Linked DNA regions of Mus musculus: region 1 is linked to region 2. Evidence: chromatin loops called from intact Hi-C (ENCODE). Cell type or tissue: gastrocnemius. All regions are shown on one strand. Each heading gives the region's core, and the rest is flanking DNA. Links, peaks and the distances in the headings are about the cores only. Region 1 has its middle 15 kb from the start of Tmc3. Region 2 overlaps Il16 (interleukin 16).

What was found. A loop is a pair of places that touch in the nucleus more often than their neighbours do. Peaks named below come from ENCODE experiments on the same cell type or tissue, not always from the same donor. Only the 100,000 strongest peaks of a DNase experiment are listed, where the experiment ranks them.
Region 1: it touches region 2 in a loop (7-fold over the local background); 35 of 42 quality-filtered maps call a loop at or near these places.

Annotation. Positions count from the first base shown.
Region 1 is chr7:83,563,435-83,575,531 of GRCm38, reverse strand. No RefSeq gene overlaps it. Among named protein-coding and RNA genes, the nearest start is that of Tmc3, 15 kb to the left of the region's middle. In gastrocnemius, for the core only: no CTCF peak of the experiment used is centred there; DNase peaks (open chromatin) are centred at 7,256 and 9,416; H3K27ac peaks cover 1,613 bases.
Region 2 is chr7:83,670,570-83,682,666 of GRCm38, reverse strand. It overlaps Il16 (interleukin 16), which reads left to right. Exons shown (of 19, transcript NM_001360087.1): 5 at 1,932-2,042; 6 at 4,566-4,680; 7 at 8,108-8,181; 8 at 9,417-9,633. Among named protein-coding and RNA genes, the nearest start is that of Stard5, 45 kb to the right of the region's middle. In gastrocnemius, for the core only: a CTCF peak has its summit at 6,873 (motif pointing right); a DNase peak (open chromatin) is centred at 6,912.

The DNA of each region.
Region 1 (12,097 bases), core at 2,676-10,675, 110 kb after region 2:
AACTCCTCCCCTGACACTTCTGTAATTTTTAGTTGGAGACGGTCCTAAGCTAGATTTGCTTTCACTGCACAGGCCAGGCAGGGTTGGATCTTGTGATCCCCCTGCCTCAGTCTTCTTATCTAGGATTTATAGGACTGGGTTAATTATATCTTATCTTCATTTGTTCTTCTTCTTCAACGATAATGTCATTTACACTCCACCACAGAAGTAAAGCTCTGCACTGCCTAAATATAATGACTTTTAACATTTTAGTATCAGCAGGGAAGCTTGGGGAGGAAGCTTGAGATAAGCTGTTCAAGAATGGACCCAACTCTATGAGGGTATCATGGGAAGAAAAATAATCCAAATGTATTTACTATAAATATGCTCTCTGTGCTCTTCTAGCCACTTACAAATATACTAGACCCCTGAGATGCTTTCCCTCTTCTCAGAAACCAACAATGTTAAAGCGCAGCTTCATTTAAGACAGTTTGACTCTCTTGTCCTCTCTTCTGACCACGCTGCCCTCTCCTCTCTACCCAACACAGCTCAGGCAGGGTCTCTTTCACAACCCCAGTTGCTAGAACAGCAAATGTATACCCTTCATCAATAGCAAACTGTGCCTTTTTTTCTTTTACATCAGTTGTTCCTTCTAGGTCACACACACACACACACACACACACACACACACACTTATTCCTTGATAGTTTGCTTTTTACCTTTACATGACAGTGAAAACAAAATCTACCAGCACCACCACCCCCAAACCCAGAACGTATCAATTTTCATATATTTAGGTGAATTAGGAAAACAATACCAGGCAAGTCTGTGACTGTCTCTGTTTCTCCTTAAAAATATAATTTTTCAATCAAAGACAATCTACTTGACATGTGACTGTGAACACAGCCTTTGGTTAAATAGTCTAAACATTAACCCTGTCTTTGCCAGTGGTTGTCTTCAAGACTTTTCCTTACATGAAATGTTGAGATACCCCTGCAGGTTGCCCTACTGAAACCTGGCAAGTTTGTAGCTGTTAGCACAATTGTGTGTTATAGGCCCAGCACTGTGCCTGAACACAGCGAGAGTTCCCAAATTGACACCATATTTTTCTAAACTTTGTTGATTATTTAAGCCTTACTATGAGATTCTGTATAGGATGCTTTGGATTAATTAATTTTATATGAACTGTTGTTATAAAAATGATTTTCATAATTCTTAAAATTATTTTAACATTACCACAGAGGTTTGTTTAGAGAACTTGAAATTAAGTACAGTTTTGATAACTGATTCTATTTCATGGAGCGATTTGTGAAGGAAATGTTGCAAGTGTGTTTCTGATACACAGGGCTTTAATCCTGGGCATATACACTACAACGCTCTTTTAACCTGTTCCACTGATGGACAGAATGCTGAAAATACCTTCCTCCTCCCAAGAAGCCAGCCTGCGACAATCTGAGGACATGGAAAGATGCTAACTCTGGTTACTTCATCTGCTAAGGAAGCAGCTTGCCAAAGCTAGGGACACAGGACTCCTTCCCAGAGATGGTGGCGGCCTGCTGGCTTGTCAGTGAGGCTGGGCTGGGTAAATGAGTATGAGGTCCTAGTCCAGCTACAAGAAAGAGGACGTTTACTAAGTGGTGGTATAACGAACCTAGCAGGAAAGCAGGTATTCTGTTCTCTTCTCTTTGGCTTTCAGACTAATAAAACAATGGTTCCCCAAGAAACTGGGATTTCAGAGCTGGTGAGATGGCTCAGTGGTTAAGAGGTCCTGAGTTCAATTTCCAGCAACCACACTGTGGCTCACAACCATTTAATAGGATCCAATGCCCTCATCTGATATGTCTGAAGATAGCTACAGTGTACTTATATACATTAAATAAATAAATAAATATTTATAAAGAAAAGAAACTGGTATTTTCCCAGGAGTCTCACACCGGGAGAAGAAAAATGCTGAAGTCTGGTGGCAGGTAAAGGAGAAGCTCGTTTCTGGAAAGAGATTCCACCTTAAGGACTGTTCTGCCCTTTAGGAGAGACAGACAGGACCACACCTTGACCAGGACTGCTAATCTATACATTCTTCCTCCTTCTATTTAAACTATTTAATCCTAAACCTCCTGTGAGGACTCTGAAGAGGGACTTGGGTAGTAGGTTCACAGGGCCTCTCTATTTCTTTTCTCACTGTGGCCACGTTGGTTACAACTCTCCTTTCTCCTCTTCATGGTTACACGTTTTTGTTTTTTTTTTTACACAGACCTATTGAGGAAAGATGGACAAGCCTGGCTTGTCAGAGCTGCCAGGGCATGGGCTCTGACCTCAGCAACTCCGGTAACAGTATCTTTGATGAAGTTAAGATGAGGCCTTATTGCATTCTCACTTTACTAATTTGGAAACTGTGATGATCTGTACTTGGTATATATAACAGGATATTCTTCCTTTTGGAAGAATTGAGTGCTATCATTTGGAAAATTTGCACGATGCCTTTCATCTACTTAATTGTCACATTTCCATTCCATGTGCCTAGTTATCACCCCGAGGTGCCATCTGCTTCAGTGTGGCCTGGATTTCCTTCCAGTGATGGACTAGCCTCTGGGTGCGTGCAGAACACTGGGAGGTGGAGGATGGAGAGGAAGGTTCATGAGATCTAATTTCCTAGACCTCTCTCGGGAAAGCATCAGGGATGAACTTTGAAGATATGCTGGTATGTGCTGATCATATCAACCCTGTAAGAATTAGCAGAGGGCTGAGCCCACATGTCAGCCCTGTTCAGATTGAGCAGAGGGCTAAGCCACTGCAACTGAGAACTGTGAGCACTTGTGTCATGGATGGGACTGAAGACCACACTTCCTAACAGTCAGGCCACACCATTGTTCGTAGGATGCTTCACACATCCCCTGTGCATTGACCTCATGAGGCAAGCATTCCAACGGGACCAAGGGGAGTCTGTCCAGTTTTGTTGTTCTCATGATGTGATACACAACCCTGTAAGCCAATCTCCCTAGGGGCTTTTGAAAGCCTCCTAACCACATTATCACTTTTCTGTGTAAAGCAAACTTAGTGAGAAAACAATTATGGGATGGACACCAAATGATCCCCAAATGGCCATAAAACAGAGATGGCAGTCAGCAGAGACAGAGGAAAACCACTGATGATTCCCGAAGCTGTGTTTGAGTTCTGTTTGCTTGGTTCTTGAATTTCTATCACTCTTCTTCTGTCTATGACCTCTCTGTCCTGTGTCTTACAAGCCCACACCATCCTAAGGTTAAAGTACAAGTCATTAACTTGGTGTATTCTAGGAGAAGATGATGTGGCCTGGACAAGAAGAATGCGAAGATCTTTCTGTATAATACAGAGTGAATTAGAATATTCGCTCATTATTCCTCCCACAAACTGGCTTAGAACGACATCCTCTGGGCATGACACAGCTTCTGCACTTTTGAACTCAGCAGCTGTGATTTCTCTAAGGAGATTTGCACATGACTAGGCTTTCTGTTACAAAGGAAGGGAGAGGCTTATAAGAACTATAAGGAGCTAACCAAGGGAATGGTGAGAATGGAGAGAGGCATCAGTGGTTGAAAGCACTTGTTGCTCTTCCAGAGGATCCAGGTTTAGTTCCCAGCATCTACATAGTGGCTCATAAGCATCCTTCACAACAGCTCAAAGAGATAGGATCCCTCTTCTGGCTTTTTCTAGCACCCACTAAAGAGGCACCCAGATATACATGCAGGAAAAAAAGTCTACAGACACACACACAGACACACACAGTGACACACAGACACATACTCACAGAGACACACAGACACACACACACACAGAGACACACACTCACAGACACACACACACACACACACACACACACACACACACAAATAGGAGAGAGACATAAGACCTTCAGCCCCAGGACTTACTTATTAGCTAACTGTTGATGGGGAAGAGTAATTTTTTCTTCAGTTGTGTAGCCTTCAGTTGCCTTTGCTTCTGTGAGTAAGCCCTTACGCATATTCCCGTACTCAGATTAAATTCACCGATTCACCAAAATGTATGAGGAAGGAATCATTCCTTTGTTTCTCCCGTTGGTGTTCTATCTGGGTGAGTTAACGTTCATTTAGTAAAGCTTCATGCTCTCACAAACATTTAGTAACTTCTATCTGACCCAGTATACTTCCTTAGGAAATGAGAAGAAAGTATGCAACACCCCCTCCCTTCCCCTAGAAGCAGCTTGCCGAAGACTAAGCAGAACGAGGTCATGGTTTTGCTGGGCAGATGCTTGGAACTGAGGAAGGGAAGAGGAAGGGAGGGGAGGAGGGCTGCCTAGCTTCAGTCTTCAGGGGTAAGTTCGTGTTCTGAAAGCACAGTGGTAGGCAAGTGAGGACATAGGCTGGCCAGTCAGGACAGAAACCTTCAATGGCCTGTGGGGGCAGATGAGATCTGCTGTACTTCTCTGGCTGTTAAGACCATGCCTCAGAACCTAGACAGCCTACTTGTTCATTCCCAGGCCATGTTGGCAGGAGACACCAGCAGCCATGGAGTCTGGACTCCTGAAGACCAGAGAAGATGCAGATCAAAGGAATCAGAACCTGCAGCTTAGCTTATGGCCATCCAGGAAACCTGAGCTGTGGGAGTTTATGGCTCAGAAAGTCCTTAGAACATGGATGAAGACAAATGAAGGTTTATAGAAGGTCTGAAGTTCATTAAATAAAGCCTTCATTCATTCGTTCGTTCATCCATCCATCCATCTACCCACCCAGCTACCTATTCATTCATTCATTCATTCATTCATTCATTCAGTAATTTGTTGATCAATAGTGATTGGTGCTCACAATATGCCACTCTGTTCACTAATGTCTAGGACATAGTTGCAGGTGATTTAGCTTGTTTGGTGCTGCTATAACAGGCTACCTAAGACAAGGTAACTTATAAGGAACATAGATTTATTTCTCACAGTTCTAGAAGCTAGAAAGTCCAAGACCAAGGGGTATGCATATAATGAGGGCAATCATGCTGTATCATCTCTTGGTGGAAGCCAAGAGGCTGAGATGGGACAAGAAAGAGAGTTGGCCAGTGTGTACCTTTCTCTTTCTTTTTATAACACCATTGATCCTATCATCTGATACCTCCTTGGCCTGAAGACTGAATCTATCCCCCTATACCTTCCAGAGTCCCCAGCCACATATGAATTTGGGAACTGTGTCCATCAATCACACACAATCAAGGAATGTGTTTAGACTATAGTACCAGGTATCACTGGGCTCTTCTGTGAATCTCATGTCATGGTTCTGGCCAGCCAGGTCTTTCCCTGCTGTTTATACAGCATCAGTTTATACAGTATCCTATCACGGAACCACACAGTCCAGTCAGCTTTTCTGTAAACTTCACAGCATTCTCTGTGTCAAGGCAACTCTTGCTCTGCTATTGTCCTGTGTGCTTTCCTGGATGCATGCCAAAAAAGGAGAAGGATGCTGTCTTAGTTGGGGGGCTCTCTATTGCTGTGATAAAACACCATGACAACTATAAAAGAAAGAATCTATTTGTGCTTACAGTTTCATAGGCTCAAGAGTCCATGATGGTAGAAGGAAGGTAGGAACAGCTGAACTCATATCTTGATTCCATGAGCATGAGGCAGAGAGTGCTGACTCAAAATAATCTTTTGAAACCTTAAAATCCCATCCCCAGAAACATAAACTCTCCAGCAGGGCCACATCTTCTAATCTTTTCCAAACAAGCCACCAACTAGAGACCAAGTATTCAAACATCAGCCTATGGGGCCATTCTAATTCTAACCACCACAGACCACCTTTTAGGAAACTTTGTAGACACAGAATACTTGAAGCCACCTTAAGATCGGTAGCTCCACCCTCTAAAATTTGGGGGATTGATTTCTCATGTTTACATTGACATTTGGGGATCCAGATCTGGCTGGCATGGCAATACCTGGAGCTGTGTGAGGTCCCTGGAAGCCATCTTTTCCATAATTTCTGCAGAATTAATTGCAAACCTCATACACAGGATCAGAAAACACCACCACCACCACCTCTGCTTCTTGTGTTTGATTCTTGGCAAAATCTGGCTTATTGGTACACACGTATGTTTTTGTGTGTTTAAAATGGAGTTATGATTTTCTCAGTGCTGAAGGAAGTCCTATGTCTTTCACTAAAACTTGAATGTCTTTCTATCTTATGACTCAAATAGGTTGATTTTGGAATTCTCCTGTGACAGGGAAAGTAATATGCTTCAGAGGGTCTAGGTGCTGGTAGTTAGAAGCTGTTATGTTTTTTAAACAATATGAGTAGAGTGGACAGCTACCCCTCCAGGTAGAAGCGGTGGGGCCTATAGTGAATAATATTTCAGTTTCACTTTTCCTACAGCAGCAACTAAGAAGGCAAAACATGTAATGGAGATGCAGGATGACAGGGCTGACCTCAGCCTGGGTCCCTGAGAGACCTAAGCAAAGCTCTGCTGACATTTGCACAGGCCACAAGTGAGGAAGAAGACTGTACTGTAAGCCTCTCATCGGCTGGAGTCATCTGCTTCCACTCTGTAGCTGACCTAACATACCTTCTGCTCTCTCAATTTCTGCTTCCTTTCCTGGCTCCATAATTTGCTCAAGCCATCTGTCTGCTTATGGAGCCATTTGCCCTCTTCCGGGTTTATAAAATTTTATGTGTCCTGCATGGTCTATTTCAGGTTATCATTTGCCCAAGGATCACCCCAGTCTCTAGATCCTCTTGGTCAGTGTTGGTCATACGCTTCTCTAGTGATAGGAAGAAGAGTGTGTTCCATTTATACCAATTGCCTGCATACTTCCCTTAACTCAGAGCCCCTTGCCCACGTCTGATTCATTCAGAAACCTGAGAGCACAGCTCAGCAGTCCATGGGAGCTATAAGAGAACCTTAGTTTGTCTGGACCAAGTCTCATGAAGATAATACTGTGTGAAATAATTTTTAGTCCTCTGTTTTATGTAAAACAGTGGAAGGAAATGGAAAGCAGAAAACAACAGCAATAGCAATTTTTTCTTACATGAAGAAATGTGATGTTTAGAGTATATGAACAGCAAGCACATATGGCTGGAGAAGATAGCAGAGGGAAGACTGATGCTTTCTGAATGCCAGAGTGAGAATTAGCAGACACTTGGTAGATCAGACCCCCTTTGAAAACCTATCCTGTGGCTCCCAGATTCTCCTCCATGCGGGTCGGGTCAAGAGCTGAACTGGAGATTAATCAAAGCTGCTTAGTAGGCACAGAAGTTTCTTACCGCTGGGAATATCCCAGCGCTAACCAAGACAAAGTCTCCATCTTGTGGCTGCATTCAGATCTGCATCCACTCTTAGTTCAGCACCAAGAAGGCAGAAAGTTCGGCAAAGGTCAGGGACATCTGTTTGCAACAGAAACACATTTCTGTCATTTAAATACAGGGAGGTGGGTTCATCCACAGCAACTGGGCAGGAATTCCCACTTTCACCCCTCACCGTGTATTTGTTCTCTAAAGTTGAACGGCACCCCTGTATCTGCCGTTCCACACTCCCTGACCTATGTTCTCTTTCCCTACCTCTAAAGCTGCTGCGTCCACCTCGGCCGGCCGGCAAGGAAGACACAACATGGTCGGATTCTTCTCAACAGCCTTTATTGCAGGAACGTCTCAATGCTGCTATGGGGACCCCGGGAACCCAGGGAGGTTTGCTTAAATACTCTCAGCCCCCCTCCACTCACGGCAGGCCACGCCACCTCACCATGCACACAGCTTCAGCCAATCAGGGCGGCAGGGGCATGTCTCCACCAAATATGGACTTGTTTACACCGCCAGCATCATGGTGCACCTGCACAGTTCTCACGATGGTCGTGGCTTATTTTCAGGTGTATGAGGAAGTCAGGTGCAAGTCATAAGACTTAGCTGCAGTCCTGGGCGCCATCTTGGGACTGCTGCCACACCCGCTCCTTACATAAAGCCAGCAAGGTAACAACTCACGTAGGTCTCTGATTGCCTTCCTATTCTCCCACCCCCACCCTCATGCCAAGTCCACGGAGATCACCCGGGAAAAATCTCACTATCACAGGACCCACAGTTTAATCACATTTAGAAAGTCATATTTGCCCTAGAAGAAAACTTCCTCAGCTTCTAGGGTAAGGCTCACTGTTTTGTGGACCATTGTTCAGCCTACTGTGGGGAGGAAGAGAAAAGGGTCTGTGGGAGTATAACGGTGAGCATGGTGGCCCCTTACAGCCCATTCTTTGCCCACACTGGACTATAGCCATAACTGGCCACTCACTGTCTTTAGTGCTGTCTTTAGAGCGCCCAGAGTGGTTTCTGGATAGTAAGTCCAGGGTTAGGGCCACCCTCCCTGCTGAGTACTCCTCTTGGGAATGGATGCTCAAACCAGTACCAGGCAGCCCAGGATACCCCTACCGCCACTATCATCACTGTGAAAAGAGAATTTATCTTTGTGTCGACTGTCTGGAGGGACAATAAAGGTCAACAGGCTGTCTTTATAAAGGACTGTAACCTTGTGTTTGTTTGTGAGCCTCTATTTGACTTTTTTTTTTTTAATTATGTATGTAATGGCTTGGGGATGGCCCTGTTACTGAAGTCTTTGCCATGAGAGCATGAGGATTTGAATTGGCTTTGCAGAACCTATGTTAAAAAGCCAGACATGGTGGTGACATGTTCTTGTAACTCCAGGATTGGAGGAAGTGACAAACAGATTCTGGGGGCTGCCAGTCAATCTAGTCTCCCTGGTGAATGGCACATCAATGAAGCCCTTATCTTAAAGACAAGGTAGACAGTGGATAGAACATCAAAGCTTAATCTCTGACCCCTAAGGCACGCATGTATTCACGCACACACAGGCACCCATGTGGATAAGTGAATACACACCCCACACAAACACAAACTATGTGCTTTTATTATCTGGGAGGTTTTTTAAATTAAAGTAAAAAATATACTTAAAAAGACAGAACTAATAAAAGCAGTGCACTTTCAAGGTAATGAGATCGCTGTTCAAAATATCTTGTGTTTTATTATCGTTTTTTTTTTTTTAATTGTTTCAGAAGTATATTGGCTCCAAGGAGAATTCCCCATAGGGTTATCTGAAGACAATGGCTGTGGTTCTGCCTGATACGTTCTGTCTACTGTAGACATTGTCTAAATCAGAACTCATTTTGGTCCTCAGGCTTTATACTCAGCAAACAGCAAGCTCTTCCTAAGGCTGAACTGACCAATTCTCTTTCTTTTTTGAAGGATCCCTCCTGTTAGAGAGTTCCTGTAATTATTTGTGACATATTCTTTGTGGGTCATTTCCTGGAACTAATAATAGATGCGGAGTGGCTTCTATTCAGTACCGATGAGTATGAGGAACGCCCTCTCTGAACATGTTATTCAAAAATCAGGACTTCTTCCCCGGGCTGGAGGCCAGAGCCTCCTGCGGGGAACGAGTCCACACAACAGCTAGCTCAGCATGTGCTGGGGTTCGTTTCCTGTCCTTTGAACTTGGTGCTGGGTCATCCAAAGAGGGCTCCTCTGTCTTCCTTGGTGTTCTGAGAAACAAGTTGCTTTTCCATCTCACTTTTTGCTCTACTGTCCTGTCCCACTTGCTTTGGCATGATGGAGAGAGAGAGAGAGAGAGAGAGAGAGAGAGAGAGAGAGAGAGAGAGAGAGAGAGAGAGAGAGAGAGAGAGAGCGCAAGAGCAGAGGGAAGGCCAATGCTTTCTGAATGGCAGAGTGAGAATTAGGAGACCCATGTTAGATTGGACCCTTTTTGAAAACCTATCCTGTGACTCCAGGCTTCTTCTCCTCTCCGGAGTGTGTCAATTGTTTTTTTTTTTTTGTTTGTTTTGTTTTTTTCCCAGGCCTGGACTCAGGGATGCTCACAGCTGGACAAGGATTCTTCAGTGTCTCCCCAACAGAGGCAGCAGCGCCTGTTAGAAACCCTTTGACCTACTTTCATAACACAGCAGAAAAAGTAATTCCAGTTTCAAGAAAGTCAGGACTCAAATCCCTTACTTAAAGATTAAAAGAGGTCTCTAAAAAGACCTCAGGGTTCGGACTGGAGAAGTAGTTCAGTGGTTAAGAGCCAGTTGTTGCTTCTGTAGAGGACCTGGGTTGGATTGTCAGCACCCACATGGTGAGTCACAAACATTTACAAACTCAGTTCCAGGGGATCTAACACACTCTTCAGACCTCTGTGGACAACAGGCATAGACGTAGTACACACACACGCACACACACACACACACACACACACACACACACACAAGGGAAAACGGTCACATAAATAAGATGACTAACTTTTTAACAATTTATTTTAAGAAGTAAAATTAAAACTCAGGTCATGTTTCTCAAGGCGAGTGCAGTGTCCGTTTATTTGTATTAGAATCAGTTTTGTTTTGTATTTTTTTTTTTTTTTTTGAAGAAGATGCTTAACTGCAGCCTGCGAGGCAGCTGTTCTCAACTGACTGCCCCGCCCAGGCCTCAGATTGCCTCAGTGTGTGGGTGGTGAATGACATTTCCTCCCGGAAGACCATGTAGATCGGACCTACACTGTGGCTGAGTCTCAGCCCACACACAATATTGTGTACTTAATGCCACTGGCCTTTTAAAACCAAGAGAGTCTCCTAGAAATAGGATATAACATCCCGACCACGGTTTCCCTCCTTCGTCTCCTCCCCTGCCCACCTCTCTTCTCCCCCAGATCCACACCTCCTTTGTTTCCCTTCAGAAGAGTGCAGGGATCTCGACCAGACAGACATATGGAGTTACAGTAAGACTGGGCATCTCCCCTTATGTTAAGGCTGGATGAGGCAACCCAGTGGGAGGAAAAGGGGCTCCAAAGCAGGCAGGAGTCAGAGCAGGCCTCACTCCCACTGTTAGGGGTCCCACAAAAGACCAACGTAGACAATCGTAATATATATGTAGAAAGCTTAGGTCAGACCCACGTAGGATCCCTGGTTATTGGTTTAGTCTCCGAGAGCCCCTGCGAGCCCAAGTTAGTTGATTCTGCGGGGTTTCTTGTGGGGTCATGTCCTTGACACCCTGGCTTCTACAATCCTTCCTTTCCCTTTTTCACAGGATTCTCTGAGCTCTGCTTAATGTTTGGCTGTGGGCCTCTGCATCTGCTCCCATCAGTTTCTAGAAGAAGCCTCTGGTGATGATTATGCTAGGGTCCCATCTATGAATATAACAGGATATGATTAGTGACCATTTCTTTGACTTTTTTTTTTCTTTCCTTTTTGCTAGTCCTCTGGGCTGCCCAGCCTCTGGTCTCTGGCCCTCCAGGCAGTATCAGAGGTGAGATCCCGCTTACAAATAGGATTCTTGAAATATGAAATAAAAAGTCCTCATGGTCTATCAATTCAAAGTATGCTTTGAATAGGGTTAGAAATAACTAGGTAAATAGTCATCCCACACGTGTTTTACAAACTTTAGTTTACAATGGCATTGCAGTCTAGGTAACTGCATCATTACTTTACAAATTTTCCCAGTAAGGGCACAGGTAAGCTCTCACCAGCTGCCACTAAGCTAAGAAAGGTCTGTATTTTTCAGCATCTTTTTTTTTTCCCTTGGTACTCTTCTTTGCTGTGGTTTGCATTTAAAATGACTTCATGTGGGGTTATGCATGTGTTATGTGTTAGTATATATGTCCATATGTGTGCATGTGTGTGTGAAGACTAGATTACACAGGGTACCATCCTGTATCACTCTGCACTTTACTTTTTGAATTTGGAGCTTGCTGATTGAGCTAAACTGACTGGTTAAGGCCCTGTGAATGAGGCTGGCATCACAGGCATACACTGCTGTGCCTGGCTTCTTCTGATGTGCTGGGAATCCAGACTTGGTGGTTTTACACTTGCCTGACAAGTACTTGGGAGACTGAGCCACCCCCCCCCCCTTCTTCAAATTTATTTATTTTATGTGCATGGGTAATTTGATTGCTTATATGTCTGTGCACCACATGTATTCAGTGCTCACAGATGCCAGAAGAAGGTGTTGGATCCATGATTTCAGACAATTGTTAACCACCATGTAGGTGCTAGAAATAGAACCTGGGTTCCCTGAAGAACAGTCAGTGCTCTTAACCACTGATCCAACTCTCCAGCCCAGGATTTGTGTTCTTAATCATTGTGCTGAAA
Region 2 (12,097 bases), core at 2,752-10,751:
CCACCTGTTAAGAGCCTCATGTGCCAGGCACACGTAACCACTGTTGCTTGTATGTATGCGGTTAGGAGCCAATGCATAGAGAAACTCCTGTTCTCAAGCTCTCAACTAAAGCTTCCCTTTATTTTATTGGTCTAGTAACTGACCTGGGAAGACTAGGGAACTATGGCTTTGATAAGCTAAGGAGTTTATTATCAAAATTCTAGTATGTAGCAGAATTGGCACTTGGAGTTGCATTACTTTTAAAAATATTTACTTATTTAGCATGTGTGAATGTCTATTTATGTGTGTGTGTGGGGGGGGGGGGTCGGGGGAGTGAATACCACACATGTGGAGGTCAGAGGACAAATTACGAAACCTGGCTTTTTTCTTCCATCATGTGGGTCCTACACACACAGACACACAGACACAGACACACACACACACAGAGAGAGAGAGAAAGAGAGAGAGAGAGAGAGAGAGAGAGAGAGAGAGAGAGAGAGAGAGAGAGAGAGAGAGAGAGAAACAGACACAAAGGCAGACAGAGTTTGACTATCTATCTGGGCATCTCCTGACCAGTGACATTGGTCAATCAACCATCACTGATGCTCATGCATGGTATCACTCTCTCTGCATAGGGGCTTCCAATGGACGCAGCAAGAAAGGATTCTAGAAGGGTTGTTTCTGGGGTCAGGGGAGGGACAGACTTTTGTGTGGCTTAGGGCTACAAAGCCTAGGGTATTCTGGTAACTTTGGGTAGATCACCTAGACAAGTAAGAGCAGCTTCAAGCCAACAATAGGAAAAAAAGAGAACATCAGGGAAGGGGGGGAGGGAGAAGGGGAGGGGAGTGGAGAGGGGAGGGAAGGAAAGGAAAGGAAGGAGGGCAAGGGGAGGGTAAAGGAAAGCAGAGGAGAGGAGGGAAGAGGAGGGGAAGAGAGGACAGGAAGAGAGGAGGAAAAAGGAAGGGAGAAGAGAGGAGAGAAGAGGAGGGGAGAGGAGAGGAGGGGAAGGGAGTGTAGGGGAGGGGAAGAGAGAGGAGAGGAAAGGGGAAGATAAACTTTTTTGGGGGGGGAGAGGAATGATCTTGAAGCCCAAATATATTCTCTGTCATGCTCCTTGCAGGCAGTTATGTGTGTGTGTTACCTTGCAACATCTGATCTGAGTCCCCCTTATACACTCAAGGCTGACATATTGGTTTAGTGGCCAGATAGGAAGCAGCAGGTAGAAAATGAAGGATGTACAGTCACCTCCTGGGGACCAAGCCCTGGCCTAAGCACTTGAATGCTTAATTATTCCTGGAAGCTGCACACACAGATAAATCTTTTTTTTTTTTTTAAATGATCTTCTACACTAGGAAACTGAGGCTCCGAGGGACAAAGTCACTTCTCCAAAGCAATCTGCTGATAATCGGCAGAGCCGGGAGAACCATCTGGGAAATGGATGTGGCTTCCAAAGTTTCAGCACACCACCAAACCATGCTGCTTGTCAGTGGGGCTCTGAGACACAACGCTGCTAGTTGTTGACCCTTTCTGCTTCTTTTATGCATCTGGTTAACCTCCAGCTGTGGAATTCATCTTCCCCCTTTGAGTCTTTGAGTTCTAGACTTCTTGCCTACTGCACACTCATGCCTAGCGCAAGCAGGGCTTTTGGAAAATGTGCTTTGAGCTGAACACAATTTTATAGTGATGTCTCGAACTCAGCTCAAGGTCTTGCTTGACCTTTGAGACTAATTCTGAGGGCAGTGTGGTGTGTGATGTTACTGCTTTCACAAAGGCTCACCAGCCAGGTCACTTGGAGGAAAGCTTCCTGCATAAGCCACCATATCTGAATGACACTCCTCAAATCACCCTCCAGCTCTTATACTGCTGGCCCCTGGGAGACAGAGAGTGGGGCTCTTCTCCTTGGCTGATTTCACAGGTGGCTCATTTCTACCCTCTCGGGTTCTTCATTACAGGGCACTGCAAGACCAACTCGGTCACTGAGCACAGCTCAGCTCGGGCAGCTGTCTGGGGGTCTGCAGGCGTCAGTCATCTCCAACATAGTGCTGATGAAGGGCCAAGCAAAGGTGAGCAGAGACCATCACCAACAGGAAGCCCCAGAGCAGCGCTCGCTCTCTTCTGGGAAAGTTGCTCCAAGGAAGAGTGGGACCAGGGTTATCATCCACTCGAGGGGGCAGACAAGTTCATTCACACTTTCTTGTTGAAGTTAAGGCAATTCTGATTCTTCCAGTTCCACTAAGTGATCATTCTCTCTCTGAGGACACCGCAGTGCTCCCCAACTGCTCCAGCACTCTCCAGGCTGGTTCCCTGCTCCTCTTGACATGATATCCCCACAATGTCATCTTGCCTGAAACATAAGTTAAATTCCCTTACATTGATTTATAGGGCTGGATTTCACATCCACATTCAGATGTTGGTAGAAGAAAGTTGGACTCAAACACAAATTTTATGGACTCTGTGTTTCCATATGGGTCATTTGATGGCCACAGATGTTCTGGCTCTGTCGGAGCATCCTGAAGAGTCAGAATGGACTCTGTTCTGTCTAGATGATGACACATCATACTAATGTCTATCCCATGCCTGAGAAGTATCAACAGGGGAAACCAAGGTATAGATAGTGAGAGAATGCCCCAGTATCTCTTGTGCTCACCCTAAAGCATGCTACCTCATGCCTGGGGCTTTGTATTGGGTACCTTCCTGGCCACTTACCAGCTTAGAGGAGGAAGGGTTTATTTACCCTCACAGTTTGAGTGTGCAGTCCACCACGATAGGGAAAGCACCTCTGCAGAAGTTGGCTTCGCCCACAGTGTCAGGAGCATGAGGCTTCTTGCTCATATATCAGTGGCTCCAGAAATGGAGGCTGAATAGGATGTGGGGTCAGGTTACAAATCCTATCACCAACCTTCCACTGGCCTGCTTCCTCGAGGGAAGCTTTGCTTTCTAAATGTGCCACAACCTCCCCAAACAACACCAAGTGTTCAGACACTTCACATCCAAACTGTACCAGACTTGCACATGCTTAAAATAACTAGGGTAGGCACAGGGAGTGGCTGCCACATTTTAAGGCCTGTTTAAATAAGTTAACTGCTCAGATGAACAGCGGGCTTATTTAATGTACCTAACAACACTTCAGCCAATTTGGGGTAAGGGCTTAATGGCTGCTGTATTCTAGGGAGGGACCCCACCACATACCTGGAGCCGTCTTTCCCTGTCACCTGTTCCTTCTCAGTCCTGGGAGCTCAGCAGGTAATACAAAGAAAGGTCCCCCAGGTGACAAGGGAAAAGTGTGTACAGTGTGGTTCTCTGGACAGTCCCACTTTCTCATTAGTAACCCAGTCGTTTGGTCCCAGTGACCACAAGGAACGCAATGCAAAGTCTCAGGCCTGAGGTAGTGAGTATGCTTCGGGATGAGCACAAGAGATATCTGGGGTGATCTCTCACCACCGACATTTTTGTTTCCATGTGGGCTCTGAGAACCGTGCACCAGAGATGACTAGTCTATGAAGAGTGGTGCCATTACTAGTGGCAACCACTGCTTTAAGAGTTTGTCTAGGAATCAAGCACCCGATCTCACCTAGATGCTTCCGAGGTGAACCGAAGGGCCCTCGCTTATTCTGCCCCATGTGTGCTTAAAGTAGCTGTCTGAGGCCAGTCATGAAAAAAAAAAATGAAATTAGCTGACTTCTGATAGCTCACAGTTTAGAAGGGAGTTCCCTAAGGCTGAACTCAGCTTATTGGGGGAATTGCAAAGATCCTTTATCTTCAACATAATGAATGGAGCTGTAGATATTTCTTTTGCTGTTACCTAAACCAACCCAAATTGTCTCTTTAATCCACTGGAAAGTCTGCAGGGGAATCCAGACCCTCTATCTCCTCATTATTACCTTGCATGGGGCAGCTCTGCATCAGACTGCCTTGGCTCCCTTGTAGCTGTCCCCACAGCGGAACCTGTCTACTGAGCCCCAGCTTCTCCCTGTGCCACTGTCACAATCCTTGGATGTGTCCGTCAGTCCTGAGAATGACCTAGAAATAAAGACAGCAAGGACGACACCCATAGTAAGAGCAGGTGACTGGTGTCCTTAGGCAGGGGACAGGTTGGGCACAGGATGGAGGGTAGCAAGGGGCCTTTGTTAGCAGAAAGGATGCTTTCTGTGGCACACACTGTGTTACTACTGATGCCGTTGATGTCTCTGTGATTCTCCTGGGTATTGCAGTTTATTCTCAAATACAACCTGTGAATTAAGTACCATTATTTTTATAACCTGAAACTGAAGTTCAGAGGGAGGAAGTGACTGGGTGAAAATAGTCAAGTGGAGAGAATAGGGTACTAGTTCCAACCCAGCTTCCACGTGTATGGGAAATGCCAGCTTCGTGGGTGAGCCTACGGCTGAGCTGCTGATATGCCATAGCCCAAGCTGCCCATGAACTACTCTTCCTACCTTGCCTGATTAAGCTCTGAAACTCTGGGACTAAAGGGACTTTGTCTCCTCCTCATTCCTTTCTGCAAAGGTTAGGGGTAAGTCCTTAGGAAATATCAGCTCAAGAAACAGCTGGAATATCCCTACAATATCCCTCTCTTCCTTACCCAGGGCCTGGGCTTCAGCATTGTTGGAGGAAAGGACAGCATTTACGGCCCTATTGGAATTTATGTGAAGAGCATCTTTGCAGGGGGAGCAGCTGCAGCTGATGGACGGCTTCAGGAAGGTAGGTTTCCATCTTTTCGGGTGTGGTTGAGAGGTCACAAACAGCATTCAGAGCTGCCAGGGCATCAAAGAGACTGAGAGCTTAAAGTACACTTCCAGGGTTGTGGGACGGGGCTCCAGGCAGTGGGCAACTACCCCCTTGAAAGGTTCCATCTTAGTGATTCCGGACAATCATTCCCTGACAACACCACCTCCCCTTCCAGGTGCTGTTGTCAGCCTGGGGTGGAAGCATTTGTTCTGTTCCTTCCTTCCCAGTGCCCCTGTTCAATTTCTGGGACTCACTGATACCCCATCCCCTTCACCTTCTCCGCCTCCTCACCTGAGACCATGGGACTGCAGAACCTGCACTTCTCTCACAGTCCCACCAAGCTCTAGGTCCCAGGGATAAAGAACATAAGGACACAGATCACAGTTCTCACACCAGTGAGAATAAAGGGAAGTTTATTCTGAGCCAAATATGAGCGGACATGGCCCAAGGACATGCATCTAAGTTGACATAAAGTGGGCCACATGACCTCTTTTCTGGGCACAGAACAAAAGGAAGTCGTAAGTCAGGGCATTGTCACATAGAGCAGCAGGAACATCAGGCAGGTGGGTTTCAGGAACTTGGGTGAAATTCTGATCTAGGTTTCAGAGAGCATGTGATAGCATTCTTAGCTATAGGTTGGTGGAAGGTGGTGATCTTAATACATTCAAATAGCCCTGAGTCACTCACCACCTTTATACCTGGTAGTCTGAAAGATGGTATTCAGGTATAAAGGTGGAGAGTGACTCAGGGCTATTAAGGCAACTAAAGCTAGCCTAAGTTAATTTTGGCTTTTGATCTGCAACTCTCCATAGCGAGACAGTTCTGGACAGCCAGTTATTCAGCAGAATTTTTAACAAAGAGGTATCTTTTTCAGGGAACTTTATCCACATAAAAATCAGACAGGACCCCTCTTTTGAATGGTTAATGGTCTCCCCATGAGCAGCTCTCCCTTCTGCCTTCCTTCTGCTTCCCTCTTCTTTCTCTCAGCTCCTTTTATATCTCATAGGACAGATGTTCCCTCTAAGTAAGAGACCTGGGGACACAATTGCCAGACACCCCACTCCACCCCACCTCAAGTCTGGGTTTGGATGATGGGCAACCAACTTGTTCCAAAGAGATCTCTAAGTTTCAGTCATGGAGCAAAATTCAAGGGTAGGAACAAAAGGGAAGGGAAGAGAAAGAAAGGAAGGGAAGGGAAGGAAGAGAAGGGAAAGAAATTGAATTGAATTTGAGAGATCAGTTACTTTCTTGTCAGAACAGTGTCTGTAAGTCAGGCTGGCAGTCTAACCACCTGTAACATCTGAGCTATCTGGGGGCAGGGGGCTGTGGGAACACTACAGTCCTAGATGGCAGGCGTATATCACAACAAAGGAAGGTTTCCAGCATTCTAAATGAGTAAAAGAATCCTGTGAGCAGCTGGAGAGATAGCTGGCTTTGTAGTTCAGAGCACTGACTGCTCTCCAGAGAACCAGGGTTTGATTTACAGCACCCACCCAATTGCCCACAACTACCCATAACTCTAGTTCCAGTGGAGCCGATGCCCTCTTCTGGCCTCTGAGAGTACCGAGAGCACCAGGCACACACGTGGTGCACTGATATACATGCAGGCAAAATGCTCATACACAAAACTGATGATTATCCATTAATAAAATATCCAGTACATTGAAAAACATTCTTTCTTGATTTTTGTGACATGTGCAAATTAGGATGAGATTCAAATTTCAGCCACATTCTTTCATCCAAGGCCTTGATGGCTTGCCTTGATGTTTCAGCCCTGTCACCATTATAGAGATGTTGTAACTCCCAAAGATTAAAGTATTTATGGTCTTGGCTCTTTCCAGAAAATGCTGCATTTATAACTGGGGAGGCACTGGGCGTAGAGGCTTTGGATGAGTCAGAAGGCAGTGTATAGAATGCAGTTGGCTGGAGAGAGATTGGAAGCAGAAGAGAAGTGCAGAGGCTGTTGTTATGGCTGCTTGAAAGAGTAACTCTCCCATCGACTAGAGTCAATGAGAATAGACAGAGCCTGGGAAGAGGCAGCACAGGGATGGTGGGAAGTGTGAATGTTTCTAGTCTCGGTCAACTGGAGAAAAGAAAAGGTCAAGGAAGAGAGAAATGGAAAAAGATTAAGTGGGAACTTCAGGAGGGCGATGAGCCTAGGTGAGCACTAGATGGCACTGTCTGGCAGGCCTCTGAAAAGAGGTTTGCCTCGGTGGGAGCTCTTGGTGGAAAAGGTGAACTGAAAGGATTAAACAAGGAAGGTGTAGAGGAGGGAGAAGAGGAGGGGGCATGGGGGTGAGGATGAGATGAGGTCTAGTGGAACAGCTAAGCCTCAATCAGGAAGAAAACAAGAGCCTGGGAGAAGGGAAGATGTGTGGCTTAGAATCCAGGGTGTTAGCCTTTGTTGTTTTGTAACTTTTGTATGGAAACCTTCATTATTTGGGGCTGGGGGTGGGGGACATTTGTCTCCATTAGTTAATAGCAATAATAAAAACCGAGAATTTCAAACAGTCAATTCCTGGCTCTAGCCTCAAACAATTGGCCAGATTGTTTTCCAAAGTGACTTGCTCAAGTCTACTCTGTGAAAGAATATGCTATCCATGACAAGCTTGCTATACGGATCAAAGCCACTGACCGTTAGCTTTTGTTCTCCTCCCCAAAAACAATTGTGTGAAATGGATTTGGCACAAGCTAGGCTCACCAGCTAGGAGCCAACATAGCTCATGAGCTCTTGCAAATGAGGACACAGCAGACAAGCCCAAAACAGGGTTATTGGTCCTTTGGAGTAGATATTTTGATAACTTAAAGCCAGCCTCCATTTAATAAAGAATGGTCATCCCGAAGTTTTGACTTTGTCTATTCCTTTCTCAGCTCACAATTAAGTATGTTTCGATTGTGTTTGTTTCATAGCCTTGTCTAGCTGTGGACTTGATATGTAGCCCAGGCTGGCCTCCAACTTCTTGTGACTCTGTGGCTTGTGATTACTAAGTATTCGAATTACAGTCATGAGCCCTCAAGGCTGGAGCATTTTCAAATACGTTTACTATGTGTATTCTCAGTCATAGAGTCTTCCAGTGACAAGGGTTGAATGCTGTCATTGTTCCCTTTGGTTTCAGAAGCCCACCATTCCGAGCTGCTCTGCAGCCTCCACACTGACACATAAAACAGTATCTGAGTCAAAAGAAACAGTTATGGCAAGCTGTTAGGAAACAGAGTTATGTTTTAGTGTAGCAAAGTCATTCTTTGATGATTGATGGCCCAGGCACTGCTCAAGCATGGTGAATCCAAAGGCTAAGAGCAAGGTTTGGAGAGCACACACAGGCACAGGACACAAGACTCCAAGCATATTCCAAAATACTGAATAAAGCTTGTTAGCTACTGTCTTTCTGTCTCTCAATAGGTGATGAAATTCTGGAACTCAATGGTGAATCAATGGCTGGCCTAACACACCAGGATGCTTTGCAGAAGTTTAAGGTAACTTCTCAGTCTTTGTCCATACTCTGAGTGTAAATATTATATACTAGGCCAGATGTAATTGGCATCTCAGAGGCTTACTGCTTTCTAGTTATTACAGAACTCTAGCTGGCAGGTTCAACTCAGCTGTCCTGGCTCAAACTCCTCTCCAAGCTGACTGATTCAATATGGCTTGTCTCTGCTTTTCACTGAATTGATCTGCTTGGCCTCAAACTCACTCTGGCAATTTATTCTAATTTTCTGGCTCCTTCTTATTCTCTGGCTTCAGCTGCCTCTGCTGATCTGCACCCAACTTAAACAAAATGAAACGAAACAAAACAAAATAAAACAAAACTCAACTCTACTTCTCTGAACTCACTGACTCCCCACTAACTCTCCAAACTCAACTCCACTCAGCTGAACTGACTCTCTCCCTGTTCTGCTCTTAAATAACTTATCTTTCCTGTGCTGTTCTCATGAGAGTTGGACACATCCTATATTTGACTCATTCTGTCAAATCTTTCTCTGATTTACCACTTTGTCTGCCCCTCAATTAGATATCACTTTCAAACGTGGCTGTTTCCTTCTAAAAACTAATTTTATCTTAAAGGTGTATACTAAGGATGTGTTTGTATTCCAGCCAGAGGGATTAAAGGTGTGTGTCATGTCTGTATCCTAGCTGGGTCACACATACCTAGGTCTTTAGATGAGATCCCTTGCCAGAGCAGCCATGTTGCTGGATTAAAATTGCTGTCCATTGGAGACTTCAGGCAATAAAACCAAACCCAGCATCACTTTCTTCCGCAAGGTACACAAAATGAAAAATTGATCCTTTGCAGAGGTGCCTAGCCAATGCTGGCCCTGGGCCCAGCATTAAAGAAATTCTTCTACAAAGGGGAGTATAATCAGGACTGGTGTCAAAGGATATCCAAACTACTTAAGATTTATAAAGCTGCCTCAAAGCATTCCATGAACTTATACTAGTAGATTTGTGAATATGTTTTTAGTTTTTAAGACATCACTAAAAGCTACTTTTCATCTCCATTCAGTTTGTTCAATTCATGAGTACATCATATATCATATAACATGTATACCTTGGTGCGTGTGCATGTATGTGTCATGTGTAACTTGTCACATGTCTGTACATTACCCATGCACATACACCTACATTTCCTTGGAGGAACATCTATCATTGTTACTGGGCATGTATTCTTCATCTGTCTGGAACTGCTCCAGATACGGTTACTCTTTTCCAGCAAGCCAAGAAGGGGCTGCTGACTCTGACAGTGAGGACTCGCCTGACAACACCCCCTTCACTATGCAGCCACCTGTCACCTCCTCTGTGCCGTTCCCTGAGCTCCAGCACATGTGGTGCCCAGGACAGCAGCCCCTTCTCCTTGGAAAGTCCAGCGTCTCCTGCTAGCACTGCCAAACCCAACTACAGAATCATGGTGGAGGTGTCTCTGAAGAAAGGTAGGAGTAAGGTGCCAAGTTTTTTTTTAATTGAATATTTTCTTTATTTACATTTCAAATATTGTCCCTTTTCCTGCCCCTGTCCAAGACTATGCCAGTGTCTGCCAGTCTCTGTCAGAGCTACCCAGGCCTCTATCATATGGAAACATCACAGAATGAGGTTTGCTAGCAGATAATAATATAATAATAAGGCATAAGCCTTATCCAGTTGGGTTTAAATCAGGTCCCTTCCTTCCTTCCTTCCTTTCTTCTTTCCCTCCTTCCTTCCCTCCTCTTCCTCTCCTTCCACCCCTTTATTTAGTGTGTACCTGTGTACATGCATGTGCATATCCCCCACAGAGAACAACTTGTCGGAGTTAATTCTCTCTTTCCACCATGTGGGTCCTAATGATTGAACTCAGATTATCAAGCTTAGGGACAGTTATCTTTGCAGCTGAGCACTATCTCGCTGGCTCCTCATCCTGCTCCTGGAAGCTTATCTGTGCCATCTGAACCCAGACAATATCTTTTGATGAGATGGTTAGCAAGCATATAACAGAGAACTTACTACACACACACACACACACACACACACACACACACACACCATACCATAATGGACCAGGCCCTAGACTCTGCAGTTAATATCTTGCTGAGACCTTGAGCAGCTCACTGGCCCTCTGTGGGCCTATTTTCTTTCTTCTGCAAGATGACCAAGGTTTTGTTTTTTTTTGTTTTTTTGTTTTGTTTTTTGTTTTTGTTTTTTTAATCTAGACGACATTCAGAGTTCCACAGCCATCCCCTCTGCCCAGATGATAATTCTAGAAGGCTTTAGAGGCCTGCTCTGCCATAGTGAAGCTGAGCTGAGATTGGAAGGACAAGGGACAGTGTTAGATGCAGAGCTTGTCTCCACCTACAGTGATAAGCAAGCATTCTGGGGACAGAGGGAAGACTGGAGTAGCTGGTGCAAGTGGAAGGAGGTGGGGTTGAAAGATGGAGAGGAAGGAAAGGGTTTCAACGAAGAGGCTGGGAAACCAGAGAAAGGGATAAATGAGGAGCAAATGTGTGTAGGAATGGGGGCCAGAAGCAGGCAATGGGCCCCTTGCCGGATGCATGTCTCAGTGCCTCTGCTGGACCACAAGCTTGCTAAGCCTTCACGCATCTCTGGCACAAAATCTCGGTAGCCATAGATCTGTCTTTGTACACTGCCCATAGGGCTCCTGTGGTGAAGTTCAGGGAGCAGGCATGGCATGGTATGTGGGTGAGTCATGGCGTTAGTCTGCTGCTTCTCCTGATGGCCTGCACTAGAACCAGTGCTGAGATGCTTTAAGCAGCCACATCATAGCCTCTGTCCCCGCAGATTGTTTCAGTCTTGCTTGGTGTGAGCTTCAGGGACCCACAGGCCTATTAAGCCAAAGAGCTCTTGCCCTGGTTAGGAGACCTGGGTATCAGGATCGACTTTGATCTCTGTTCACAGTGCATGTCACAGCCCATATATTTTTTAACCTTGATAACAATAACCCACAACAGCCATCCCTCTTGGTGCTGTTGGGAGAACAAACATCAAAAGGTGAAACCACTTTTTCTAAGCTATGTATGCCTAAGGAAAACCTGAAGGAGGCTCTTTCTCCTTACTACTCCATGGACCTTCCATTTGGTCCTTCCTAGCTGCCATGTTTTTGTTTCCAAGGCCTTTCCAATCTAGCCAACCATCTGTCTCCTCTGCCATTCTGGAGGTCCCCATACCCCTAACATCACCTGCATTCTGTTTGTCTAGGACCCATGTGCCCTGTGCAACCATCTTCTTCTCACATCTTCCCAGTTACCTCATGGACGGCATGAGTGCCTGTAGGGCAAGACTTCATAGGTCTGGTCCTTTCCAGATTTCCTTGTTTGAAAGCAGCCTGTCGCCCACCAATCCCTCAATTCAAGACTGCCTTGGAGAAATTTTATCATGCTATGCTTATATTCCACCCCTTTGGAGTATATTCTGTGCACTCCTGTTTCTGCTTTGCTGCCCTCTTTACCCCTCTGGACCTTTCCAGTGATCCTTGCACTTCCATTCTTAACCATCCATAGTTATCTCTCCTTGTAAAGCCAGATATATTACTAAAGATGGAAGTTAAGGTATACCACTTCCTCATTCCTGACTGTCCCATGGCATTTCTTCTCAGTCAAAGAGTTTGTTTTTGTATACCTGTGCATACAAAGCCTTTTGAGTCCAGCCCTTGATCCCTGCCCTATGCCACCTCATCTCTCTCTGCATCCCGCATTCCTGGTTGCCTGGGATCCATGCTCTTGGGTCCATCACCTCTCTGCATGTCTATCCATGTTCTGCCCACAATGGCCTTTCAGGACCTATAGCAACATGATGTATTCCTCCCAGCCCAGCCTATGCCTGGGCTGTTTCCGCTAGTCAATTGTCTGCCCTGTCTCCTCATCCTGGCTCTTTATTGTCATCCATGGTTTAGACTAAATGTAGTCC